Linked DNA regions of Mus musculus: region 2 is linked to region 1. Evidence: chromatin contacts called from ENCODE POLR2A ChIA-PET data. All regions are on one chromosome and are shown on one strand. Each heading gives the region's core, a stretch centred on a gene start or an enhancer-like site at or near the end of the contact. The rest is flanking DNA. Distances are from core to core; before and after follow the strand shown.

What was found. ChIA-PET counts read pairs that join two places held with the same protein, here RNA polymerase II (POLR2A).
Region 2: POLR2A ChIA-PET joins it to region 1 with 12 read pairs in embryonic stem cell. The contact joins the enhancer-like site here to the promoter of Pard6b in region 1. POLR2A ChIA-PET finds 5 or more read pairs at or near these places in 4 of 5 experiments (Patski and embryonic stem cell).

What each region holds. Positions count from the first base shown.
Region 1 is chr2:168,077,863-168,084,497 of GRCm38, forward strand. Pard6b (par-6 family cell polarity regulator beta) reads left to right here and starts at 3,142. Exons shown (of 3, transcript NM_021409.2): 1 at 3,142-3,497. The coding sequence starts at 3,432. Gm39990 (a long non-coding RNA gene) reads right to left here and starts at 2,864. Exons shown (of 2, transcript XR_867010.1): 1 at 2,638-2,864; 2 at 550-1,898.
Region 2 is chr2:168,125,360-168,131,101 of GRCm38, forward strand. No RefSeq gene overlaps it. Among named protein-coding and RNA genes, the nearest start is that of Gm46787, 17 kb to the right of the region's middle. Within about 2 kb of position 3,297, at least 1 of the 3 ENCODE cell types and tissues checked has a DNase peak (open chromatin) inside an H3K27ac peak, as active enhancers do.

The DNA.
Region 1 (6,635 bases), core at 1,892-4,391:
AGTCATTTGGCTGGCTTGGAACTCACACATCTGTCTACCTCTGGCTGGAAGTTCGGCAGCGTGCACCACCAAATGAGGTCCAGCCCTTATTTTTAATGACAGAGTCTCGATCTGTTGCCCAGATTGCCCTGAATGTAGGCAATCCACCTGCCTCACCCTCCTGAGTGCTGGGATTACAAGTGTTAAGCCATCAAGCCAGGCTGAGTGTTTATAACTTAGAAGACCATGATGAAGTGAAACTGTAACCCTTGCCAAGGGGTCTCGGGGGTGGGGGTGGGATGGCGGTGTGTGGGTGCAGAGCTCTGCTGACCTGAGCCAGACTCACCATCTCAGGAGCCTGTAATTTACAGAGCCGGGTCAGGCTGTTAACTGACTTATCTCTCAACCCACTGAACACTAATTCTCAGAGCTTCTCGGGGGGGTGGGGGGGTGGGGGGGGCTTGTCAGTCCGGATCAGCTCTGGTTTGAGGATTTGGGGGCAGGGAGAGGAGATGGGGAGAACGGAGGTTACAAGTCAGTCTCTAAACCAAAGAGGCAGGAGCCAAGAGCTAATCCACACTGTTTCTCTGGTCTTCAGGCTTCTTAAGCCAAGCTGACAACAAGGCTCCCCTCCCCCGCAGCACCTTTATCAAAGGCAAACTATTTTCTACATTCCCTTCTTACACAGCCCTGGTTTGCAGCAGATCTGCCGGAGAGATCCAGGAAGCTCTGGCCTGGCCCTCCCTCCCTTCGAGAAAGGAAAGTTCAGGTAGTGAGGGATGCCACACCCGGGGGGAGGGGAGGGCGGATGTGACGGCAGCTTCAGGAATGCAGGGCCCACGCAGGTGCATTGGCACCCATGAGCTTCCTCCTCAAAGCAGCTGATAAAGGAGTCTCGATAGCAGTAATAGCAGCCACCCAACCATCATCCACACAGACTTGGGGCCACAGGTCCACAGTTCTCAAGGTGTGACCCGCTCAGGGCAGAGGCAGGAGAAAGGTGAGATTGGAGGTCCTGTGCTTTCTGGCACATCGGTTTTCAGAGTGGCCCACGGGTCCACTGGCACCTGGAAACCTCGCTAGGGGAATTTCCAAAGTCATATTGTTCTCATGAAGGCGTCGCATCTCACCTTCCTTGTCTCAGAAGCAGATGATGGAGTTTTCCGCAAAAGACAGGACAAATGATGACATCATCTTTACCTGCTTGGAATATGTATTGTGCATTGTTTTAAACGCGTTTCTGGTTTAGTTCCAATACAATAAACACTCATAGGCATTCACAAACTTGGAGGTTCCCTGTAATGTTTAGTTTCAGGGGTCCTGGGACCCAAAGAGCTGTAACTGCTGGGCTGATGCTGTTGACCAGGGTACTGGGCCTGTGGCTGCCCCTCAAAACCACAAATCTTCTTTCCACCACACAGGTATGGGTTGGGAAGGCAGTGTGAGATTCAGCTTGAGGGACAGTCTCTCTCTCTCTCTCCAGGACTTCCACCCCAGAATGGCCAGGGAAACCTTAAAATCGCCTACCAACAGCTGGTGAAGAGATTCGTTCAAGGGGAAAGGGGCTTCTTATCTTTGAAGCTACAGGGTGTAGCCTGGAGAAGCCACAGATTCGGCTCCTCTTGTCCCCAAATACATACATGAGCGCATGACAAGAGCCTGGCTCTCCCAGGGTGAACAAACAACTGAGCAAAGCCAGGGTATCCCCGCCACTGGGTAGCTTTCATTGTACATAGAGTAACGCTGTTTCAAGTGCACGTGCACGAAGGAAAATAGAAAAGCTGAACCCCATCACAGCGGAAAGATGTTAGATTCTGTGGTCCAAGGGGAGAGTGGGCAGGAGTGAAGGCCCCTGATCAGCTAGCTCTTCAGCCCTCTGTGGGGTAGGAGGGTCGTCGAGGGAGACTTTCACTTTTCTCCTAGCACCAGCAAGACCAATGGGTAAACAAAACAGAGAGAGAGGCAGCAGCCTCAGTGTGGGGCGCTCAGAGATTAGGAATTGGTGTTGTTACCCCAGGACACAGCTCGGTCACTGGGGGAACAGAACACAGCCCAGAGGCTGGCGTTGGTGCAAACAACAAACGGGCAAGAAATTGCTCCACAGAGAGACGACTTCAGCCTCAGAGGGCGGATGGTGAGGCCCGCAGGGAGCCAGGGCCTGTGGGGACCATCGCAGGCCTCAGCTCCCTGGTCCTCTCCTGATACCCAGGGCACCCTCGGGACAGGGAAGATCTAGAGCAGTGGTTCTCAACCTTCCTAATGCTGTGACCTCGCATTCTGATGACCTCCAGCCATAAAATGATTTTCCTAGCTACTTAACTGTAATTTTGCTACTGTTATGAATCGCAATGTAAATATCTGTGTTTTAGGTCTCAGGTGACCCCGGAGGAAGAGTCGTCCTGGGGTCAAGAGCCCACAGGTTGAGAAGCGCTGATTGAGACGAAAGTGCAGTTTCCAGGCCTAGACATCCCCCCACCCCCGACCCCCAAGCTTCTCCCTCTAATGACTGCTGCAGAGGCGGGAAAACTTGAAACTCTTTCCACAATAGTTTCAGGGGGCCGCCAAGAAGCCGCAGCATGGGGGGGGGCTCAGGCCGAAGAGGGGCCCCAGATGCCCAGTCACCCCACATCATCACGGCAAGGGAACGGCTGTACACACATTCCAAGCAGGTGACTAGGGCGCGTTAAAGATACGGGCGCTCCCGACCCGACCCAGCCGGCGAAAACGCTCGCGCGCATGCGCAAAATACACACCCTCCTGAACGGCAGTCCAGGTGCGCTCGCGCTTCCGGCCGGCCTTCCCCATCGCCTTCTCGGGGCGGAAACTCTACAGCCGGCGCATGCGTCCTACTGCTCCCCCGGCTCAATCCAGAGAGGCCCCAGAGCTTCAGGTGATCCCGCCCCTCCCTCGCAAGGCAGGACCAATCGCGAGGGCTGTGGGCGGGGCTTCCCAACCACGAGGCCCGCCCACGGGCCGCGCGAGCCCCGCAGGCTGCGTGCCGATTGGCTGACGCCGCGGGCGCAGGTGCGCGCTTCCCATTGGGTGTGGGCGGAGCGCAAGCCGCGCGCCGAAGCTGCAGGTGAGCGCGCGCACGTGCCGCGGCCGCGGCCCAGCTCGGTGCACGAGCGCGCGGGCGCGCGTCCGCGGGGGAGGCAGCGGATAAGGGAGGCTGCGGCGGCTGTAGGGCTGTGCTCCGCCCTCTCCTCACCGCCGCGGCCGCCGCCGCCCCCGAGCCTCGCTGGGAGGGACCGGTGTCCCCGCCTGCTGCACTGGCAGTCCGACCCTCAGGCCGCCGCGGAGCAGCCGGCACTGCGCTGCGGGGAGGACCTCAGCAGGTGCCGTGACGAGGCGCCGTGCGGCGCTTCGAGTCCCGAGCCCGCGCTCCGCGGCCCCGCCGCCCGCGCTCCCGAGGGCCGGCCCCCGACGAGGCCGCCGGCGGCCGGGCACTCAGCATGAACCGCGGCCACCGGCACGGGGCGAGCAGCGGCTGCCTGGGCACCATGGAGGTGAAGAGCAAGGTGCGCGGCCGGGCGGGGCAACGGGGGCGAGGGCCGGTGGGATGGTCGACGCGGGGCTGCCCCGTGAGGACGCAGAGTGGCGGGATGGTGGACCTCGGCTGCCCCTGTGGGAACGCGGGCGGAGGGCGAGCTGCTGGCCGAAGCACGTAGGAGAGAAACTTGGTGGAGCGCGGCGATGTGAGGCGTTTGCGTCTGCTCCGCAGCACAGCCCCTGTTTTCTATCCTTCATATTCCCGCCTTGCTTTTAGGGTGGGATGAGGATCGCTCCAGTGCAAGGTGATGGGATAACTTTGGGGGATCCCTTCACCCCGGGCACGAGCCAGAGGCTTTCGGAACACCTTGTTGTCTTCTCGTATAACCTTTTATTGGGGCTCGGGGGTACATCGAGTGGAGGAGAGCTCTTTTTCCAGCCCTAACTTTGGTATGCGTCTAATCTATGAAATTAGCGCTATCGCCTTACTCTGGTGCTGCGCTTGACAATTTGAGACGCTGCTGTTTTCATTCCGACTCTTCATTCGGAATGCTTTCCCCCTTGGCGGATCTGCCAGTCTTCTGTTAGTGACTTCAGTGTCGGTGGGATTCCTCAATCCCAAGGCCGGGTGAGCAGAGTAGCCCGTGGGGATTAGCTGGAGAATGCCGTCTTCCAAAAGGGGCTTTTCAGATGGAATCTGAAGGTGATCCGTAGCCACCGGAACATGTCGCCAAGCTTCTCCTGACTTTGAACGGCCAGGAGGGGCAGGATTATGTAGCCTGGTTCTCGGAGAGTTCTGAAATGATAAGAAACCCTGCTTTTAAAGGGTGTGACTTCCCCCAAACTCGGCTGTAGGACCAGGTCTTGCCGATGGCTTTTTACTGAGCAACTTGTAAAACGGTGGTAGAGGGCATTGCTGACCGTGAGAATTTAGAGCAAAATTGTGGCTAGACACACAGAAGGAGCGGTGTATCGAACACCCACTGCAAAAATAAGAAGCGTGGTGGTTAAGGGACCCCTGGGGGAATGTCGGTCCGGGAAGTGGGGTGAGTGAGGAAAGCTACCTGGAGCCTTTGTGGTTCCTGGGCTTGAGAGCAAAGTTCTGTAACTAAGAATCACAGATCTACATTTGCTTTTAATTTGGGGGGATTTTTGTTTGTTTGTTTTCTTTTTGTTTTTTTGCTTTGTTGTTTTGTTTGTAATCTCCTCTAACTATTGAGACTAGAACTAGAGAGTGCCAGACACAGTCTTAATGGAGGAGTGGGAGGAATTTATATATCAGATAGGAACTAGATTGAAACACAGGTCTGTGTAATAATAACAGGACTGTTGGTGTTAGAGAGATGGCACTGCATTTATGAATGTACGCTGCTCTTGCAGGACACCCAAGCTCAGTTCGCCGCACCCCTGCCGAGCAACACACACCTGTAACTTTCTTTAAATTTACTATTTTACATGTATAAATGCCTGCCTGTATGTCTGTGTACCACCTGAATGCCTGGTGCTCTAGGAAGCCAGAATCCCAGAGGGAGTCAAGTCGGATCCCCTGGACCTGAAGTTAAAATAGTGAGCTACCTTGTGGGCGCTGACCCAAACCCAGAGCCTCTGAGTGAGCTGTGTTGCATTTAACCACCGAGCCTTCTCTCCAGTTCCAGAACATCTGGTGCTCTGGCTTCCCATGGCACCGACACATGGCATACATAGACGGAGCTGCCGGCATACACATAATTGTTTTAGAGTAAAACTGTATGATAGTTTAAGGAACACACCCTTCCTGGCTGGGTTCTGCACAACAGCAAATAAAGTGACTTGTTAGTATAGGGAGATGACTGACTCCAGAAATGTCTGTCTTTTTCTCTAACCATTTGTAGCTGTCAACACACAAGCTTTCTCCTGGCATCTCTTTGTAGTTTGGCTTGTGGGACTTGAGGTGAGGAAAGAAAACCACTTGTGATGCTGCATAATACCAACACTCAGTTTTATGGTCCTGATCTCGGTAGTGAGCCTTTACATGTTTTTTTAATCATTAAAAAAATGAGTAGAGATTCTAGGTGTGCCAATAAGTTAGATAGGAGTGGGTCTCTGGTGGAAGGAAACCAAGCTCTTGTGGACTGGAATTTCAAGCTTTTTGTTTTCCTTTTTCATCTACTGATTTTTGAATATTTTACATAGTTCTGTCCAAGGTGTGTGGTTTCTATTTCAGCTGCCATACCATACTTCTAGTGTGAGCCCTCCTCTAAACAGAAGCAGGGCAGTCAGAAGATACACTCGGGAAATGCTGCCATGCTGTGTGTCTGTTAACAGACAGACAGACAGCATAGGCCAGAGTTTGTTCACCCTGCTTTGTGGGGTTTTGAGATGGCTCCCCACCCCCACCCTTTCCCCTCCTTCCATGTAGCCCTGACTGTCCTAGAGAACATTTATGTGTGTGCATGAATGCAGGTGCCAACAGAGTCCAGAAGAGGGCGTCAGCTCAATTGACTGAAATTACAGGTGCTTGTGAGCTACCAGACATGGGTGGAAACTGAACTTGGGTCCTCTGGAAGAGCACTGCATGTTCTTTTGTTGTAGTAGTTGTAGTTGTTGTTGTTTTAAAGTTTTATTTATTATTTATATGAGTACATTGTAGCTGTCTTCAGACACACCAGAAGAGGGCATCAGATTCCATTACAGATGGTTGTGAGCCACCATGTGGTTTCTGGGAATTGAACTCAGGACCTCTGGAAGAGCAGTCAGTACTCTTAACCACTGAGCCATCTCTCCAGCCCCCGTTGTTGTTGTTTTTTAAGACAGGGTCTCTACATAGCCCTGGCTGTTCTAAAACTCATTATGTAGACCAGGCTGGTCTTGAACTCAGAGATCCGGCTGCCTCTGTTGGGAGTAAAGTCATGTGTTGCTAGTCCTACCTTAGCTCAGGTTTGTAAAAAAAATAATTTCAGTTTATGCTATGTGAATAGTAAAAACTCCCTTAAATTTCCACTATGTTCTGATCATTTACTTGGCATGATGGGCGTGTGGGGATTCGCAGGTTCCGCAGTGGGAGTGGAGAGGTCAGAGGACAGCCCTAGGAAGTTGCTTCTCACCACCACGTGGGTCTTGGGGATTGGATTCAGGCTCTGAGGCTTGGCAGCAAGCACTTACCTACTGAACCATCTGCTGGTCCAGGG
Region 2 (5,742 bases), core at 2,047-4,546, 48 kb after region 1:
AGAAAGAGGCTCACTCAGTGGGCGAGCTTGGTCCTCTTTGTCTGGTAATTAGGCTGTGGGTGCTGTTTCTGAAGGTGAATAAAGGAGCCAGTGCCTGAGGGGAAAGGGTCCCAGACTCATATTTGCATAAGTGGGTGGAGTCAGGACACCAGTCAGTACTGGGTACCCACAGATCCCCTTAAGTAGGGTCCTGTTCGGTTTGTCCTGGGACTAGTTAAAAAATATGTGTTGGCTGGGTGTGGTGTCACGTGCCTTTAGTGCCAGAACCAAGCCAGCAGAGAGAGGCAGGTAAATCTCAAGAAGTGTGAAGCTAGCCTGGTCTACATAGGAAACTCCCAGACACCCAGAGCCACACAAGCCTCAAAAGACAAACAAGCAAACATTGTCAGTATTTGGGAAACATCGGGGTGTTTCCCACAAGATTAGAGTTTCTGGCTTTGCTCCTTTATTTTTGTTTTGGTTTATTTGTGGAACTGTGGATAGAATACAGGGCCACTTGTCTGCTAAGCCAGACCAGGACTGTTGTACCGCAAAGCCACGCCCCTCCCCCTTGGGGGCTCCTTCACTCCTTTCTGTCACTGCCCAGCGGTGGGGGCTTCCAGCAACTCCAGACAGAGCTAGCACCCAGCCCCTGGCAGCGTGCAGCCTTCCACAGGGCAGAGCTCCTGTGGGGATTGCTGGTAAATTAGGCTTGGCGTCCAACCCACACCAAACAATGTTAGAATGAGCATGGCTCCTGGTTGCTGCTCCTCAGAGTCAGGTCAGGACTCCTTCTCTATCTCTGTGCTTGGTTTCAAAGAGGCTTTTTAAATAAGCGGGTTGGGCAGTGGTGGCGCATGCCTTTAATCCCAGCACTCAGCAGGCAGAGGCAGGTGGATTTCTGAGTTTGAGGCCAGCCTGGTCTACAAAGTGAGTTCCAGGACAGCCGGGGCTATACAGAGAAACCCTGTCTCGAAAAACCAAAAAAAGAAAGAAAAAGAAAAAAAAAAAGAAAAATTACTTTTGTTCATGTGTTGGGGTGGGAGTCTGGGAATTGAACTCAGGCTATCAGGCTTGGCTGCTATATTCTCTGAGCCACTTTGCCATCCCTTTATTTTTGTTTATTTGAGACAGGGTTTCTCTGTGTAGCCCTGGCTGTCCTGGAACTCACTCTGTAGACCAGGCTGGCCTCGAACTCAGAAATCCGCCTGCCTCTGCCTCCCGAGTGCTGGGATTACAGGCGTGCGCCACCACGCCCGGCCTTCGCCATCCCTTTTAAGAAAGTAATTCGTTCGAGGCTGGAGAGATGGCTGTGTGGTTAAGAGTACTTGCTGCTCTTGCAGAGGACGCAGGCTTAGTTCCCAGCACCCACATGGTGGCTCATGGCCACCTGTTAATTCCAGTTGCAGGGGATTCCCGCTGTCTTCCAGTCTCCTGCTGCCACTAACGTACCTGCACACATATAGCACGCTTACAGAAACGTAGGCAAGACGCTCATGCATGTAACAGTAAATAGATCTTTATTTTATTTCCCAAGGCAGAGAGAGTTTCACTGTGTAACTCTGAGTGTCCTGGAACTCTGTAGACCAGGCTGGCCTCAAATTTACAGAGCAGCACCTGCCCCTGCCTCCTGGGTGCTGGGATTAAAGGCAGGTGCCACTACACACAGCAATAAATCTGTTACAAATTAATTCAATTTCTGTGTGATGTGCATTTAAGTATTCCCAGCCATGCAGGCATGTGTGGAGGCCAGAGATCAGTCTGGGTCTTGTCCTCAATCATTTTTATTTTTTTTTATTTTTTATTTTTTGGGTTTTTTTGAGACAGGGTTTCTCTGTTCAGCCTTGGCTGTCCTGGAACTCACTCTGTAGACCAGGCTGGCCGCGAACTCAGAAATCTGCCTACTTCTGCCTCCCAAGTGCTGTAGTTAAAGGCGTGGGATCGCCACCACTGCCTGGCTTCATTTTGATTTTTTGTTTGTTTAAGATTTTTATTATTTATTTATTTATTTTATGTATGTGAGTACATGGTAGCTGTAGAGGTGATTGTGAGCCTTCATGTGGTTGTCAGGGTTGAATTTTTAGAACCTCTGCTCGCTCTGGTCAGTCCCACTCGCTCAGTCCTTGCTCTGGCCCAAAGATTCATTTATTATTATTAGCTGACTTCTGATATACCAGAAGAAGGCATGAGATCTCATCATGGGTGGTTGTGAGCCACCATGTGGTTGCTGGGATTTGAACTCAGGACCTTCGGAAGAGCAGTCAGTGCTCTTAGCTGTTGAGCCATCTCGCCAGCCCTGTTTATTTGTTTTTTAACGCAAGCTCTGTCATTGAAAACGGAGATCACCCATTTTGACTAGACAAACTAGTCAGTGAGCCCTAGGAGATCCTCTTATCCAGACCCCAGCACCAGGGTTACTTGTGTACAGCGTAGTGCCAGCTTCTTTTGTGGGTTCTGCTGATCTGAACCGAGGTCCCCACACTTGCGCAGCAGGTACTTCTGCAGGGAGTCCCCTCCTCGAGCTCCAAGGACATCTGCAACCTGCTTCCTCTCCAGTCGCCTGGGCCACGTCTCCCAGTTTTGTTTACAGGCCCAGGCTTGAAGGCCGCGGACTCCGGCCACCCTGGACTCTTGCCCTCTGTTTTAGGTGTGTGACCTTGGGCAAGTTGCAGCCTCTCCCTGCACTGCCAGCTCAGCAGCACTGCACTGCGGAGGGTTAGGGCGTCATTATCATTCCTCCATAGGATTTATTTCTTCTGAAAGATGTGTGAGGAGGACGGCCTAAGGTGGCCTAACCTGTCCGCGGTAGCTGGGGGTCAAACTTGCTGCCAGCTACTGCTGTCTTAAGCAAGGTTAAGGAGCTTTGGGAAAGGGCAGGGGTCTGCAGGGATCTGGGCATCTCCTTCCTAATTCTTTGCTTCAAGAAAAAAAAAAAGAGAGAGAGAGAGAAGGGGTTTATCTCCCTGGAAACCATTGCTGAAGGCAGGACGCTGTCTTTGCGGGCGAGGGAGGTGGAGGCGGCTCCAGGCTTTGGAAGAGTTTTGCAGCCCCACTGACATAGTGTAGAGGTCTGGGTTCATGGCCCCTCTTCAGGCCTCTGCTGGAGTTTTCTGGGGAAGCCATGTTGGAGGTGACTTAGCAACTCGTAGGAATGGGCCAGTGGCCAGAAGGGAAAGGAGAGCCACATGCCTGTCTTCCTCCTCCCTCCTCCCTCCTCTCCCTCCCCCTCCTCCCTCCTCCCTCCTCCCGCCTGTCCCCGCCCCTCCACTGCTTCCTGGGCAGCCATCTTGATCTACTCCTTCCGCTGAGATGGTTTCTATCCCACCAAGGAGCCTGGAGCCAGCCACAAGGTGGCACTCTCGGGCGCGGATGCTGGTAGTGGAGCAGCGGGGAGCCTGAGACTATATTTAACTCTCCTCAGCTCCTTGAAGCTTGCCCTGCAAACATGGAGGCCGCCCAGAAATGGCTTCAGGCCTGTGATGCCCCAGAGAGGCCTCTCACCCAGGCAGAAGCATTCGGCCTCTTTCCGTCTAGTTCCCATCCCAATCCCCTGGGCTTGCTCTGCCCCAGGAAGAAGCTATAAGATAAGGTTTCCCCCATGGCTGGCCAGCCAGGTGTAGGATCCCTAAGGGTGATCATAGAATTTTCTAGAAGGTCCTAAGTTTATGAAAGGGAAAGAAGGAAACCCTGTTGTGATGTTTCCAATCCGTGGCTGTCCCCAGAGGGACAGGCTAAGGAAGACCCAGGAAGGGGGAAAGAGTGAAGGTTTGGCCCTTGTGGACAGTGACTGGAGGGGTCTGAGAGAGCCCAACTAGTAATCGCAATGTTGGCTCAGAAGTTAACTGAGCACCTACTTAGTGACAAGCAGCATGGCTTCCTTGAATAGACAGTTCAGTGTCTTCCCTGGACACAGAAGTGATACAGGAGAGTCCGGGGACCTGAGAGGGGGCTACTAGTAGAGCCAATGTTTCACTGTAGAAGTCCATTGAGGTGAGAGCCTCGTCCCTTAGAAGGTTCTGATAGCTTGAGTTACCCATGGGCTGAGGAGGCCCGAGGTGTTAGAGGGGTAAAAGGCTTCTTGCCACCCTTGTTCCCATGGGATCAAGGACCAAGTTAGGCCCAGTGCTATCTGTGCGCCAAATGATGACAGACCCCGGGCCTTGGATGGATCTGCCTGAGGGAAGACCAGACAGGTGTGGCCTGATGTGGCGTTGGTCTACAAGGAAGGCTAAGGTGGGTGAAGTGCCATCTTGGAGCTGAAGTTTGATGAGAGGAAAAGGGGCTGGGGGAGGGAGACCTCGCAGAGCAGAGCATCCTGGCCCGAAGACAGGAAGGCTGGGCAAGGGCCAGGCAGGCGGTGCTAAAACTGGCACTTAAAAGAGATGAATTCAGATCAACCTCTGGGGTGAGAGAATAGGAAGAAGGCAGAACTGGGGTCCCCATATGGTGGCTGCATGGGGCCAGACCCCAGCGAAGGCAGAATTGGAAGATGGTATGGACTCAGGACCAGGGAAGTCCCAGCGTGGACATGGGTGCCTTCCATGACAGGCGCCCACTGTCTAGGCGTGGGGTGTGGCTCAGTTGGTCCAGAGCTTGTCTAGCATGCAGAGAGCCCTGAGTCCAATCCCAAACTATATGACCCCAGTGAGGTGGCACAGTCACGTCATCGGGTCAGAAGTTTGAACTCACCCTCCCTTAGATTCCAGGCCAGACTGGGCTATATGAAAAATGTCTTAAAAACGGGCACAGTGGCCACAGGTGGCTACACTGCCACGCTATGAAATGCCTGGTTTTGCAGGCCTCCAGCTCTCTGGGACTTAGCCAGCTCCTCTGGGCACTCAGTGCCCTGGTAGCCTTGTGCCTACTTTGGGCTCATCTTGTGCCCAAGTAGCCACCTCCTTCAGGACATAAATGGGGGAAAATGTCCTTGCTGGCCTCCAGCCAGCGGCTACATTTGGCTCTCCTTGCTGGGGCCCCAGTCAGGCCTGACAGCCAGCTCTCTTTGATGACCTCAGCACCCTCCACCCAGACTTCTGGGCTCCAGGGAGGTAGGAGGAGAGGCTGGGGAGTGGTCTGCTGGGTGTTAGGCTCAGGAGCTGTCACAGTTTCTTCCGCGCACTCAGGTGCCTGCCACAAGACAAGGAGAGTGGGTGGGGTGCAAGCAAAAAACAGGTAGCTTTCTTTTGGTAAAACCCCTCTACTAAGAGAGTGTTCTAGGTAATGTGGACTCTGCAGACTCCATGTTGAGCAGGCCAGAGGGAGCAGGAGGAAGTGCGGTAAGCCAGAGGGCAGATGTCCTCAGCTCTAGCTGTGTGCTGTGGGGGAGTTCTTTTAGGTTTTCACCAGAAACTAAACGAGCCATCTGATTTTGAGATGTTGACCCCACAGTGCTTCTGATCTGTGAGGGCCACACACAGCTCAGACCTGATGGCTCCTTTGTCAACCTGGCTCCGGAGCAGGCTCAGAGCCGAACCACCTGGAATTTTCCATCTCCCACTAAATCTGTTCATCTGCCTTTGTTTTGTTTAACCACCAAGATGGACGCCTCAGTGGTCAGGGGTATAATCCCAGTATTCAGGGTGCGGAGGTCAGGACGATTGTCTAGTTAAAGGCCAGCCAGGAATTATCTAGCAAGACTCTGCCTCATAAAACAAAAAGCCAGACGAGGACGTGCCTAAGTGGACAGACATCACTTAGGAGGTTCAAAAGTATCAGGAGGGCTGGAGAGATGGCTCAGGGGTTCAGAGCACTGACTGCTCTTCC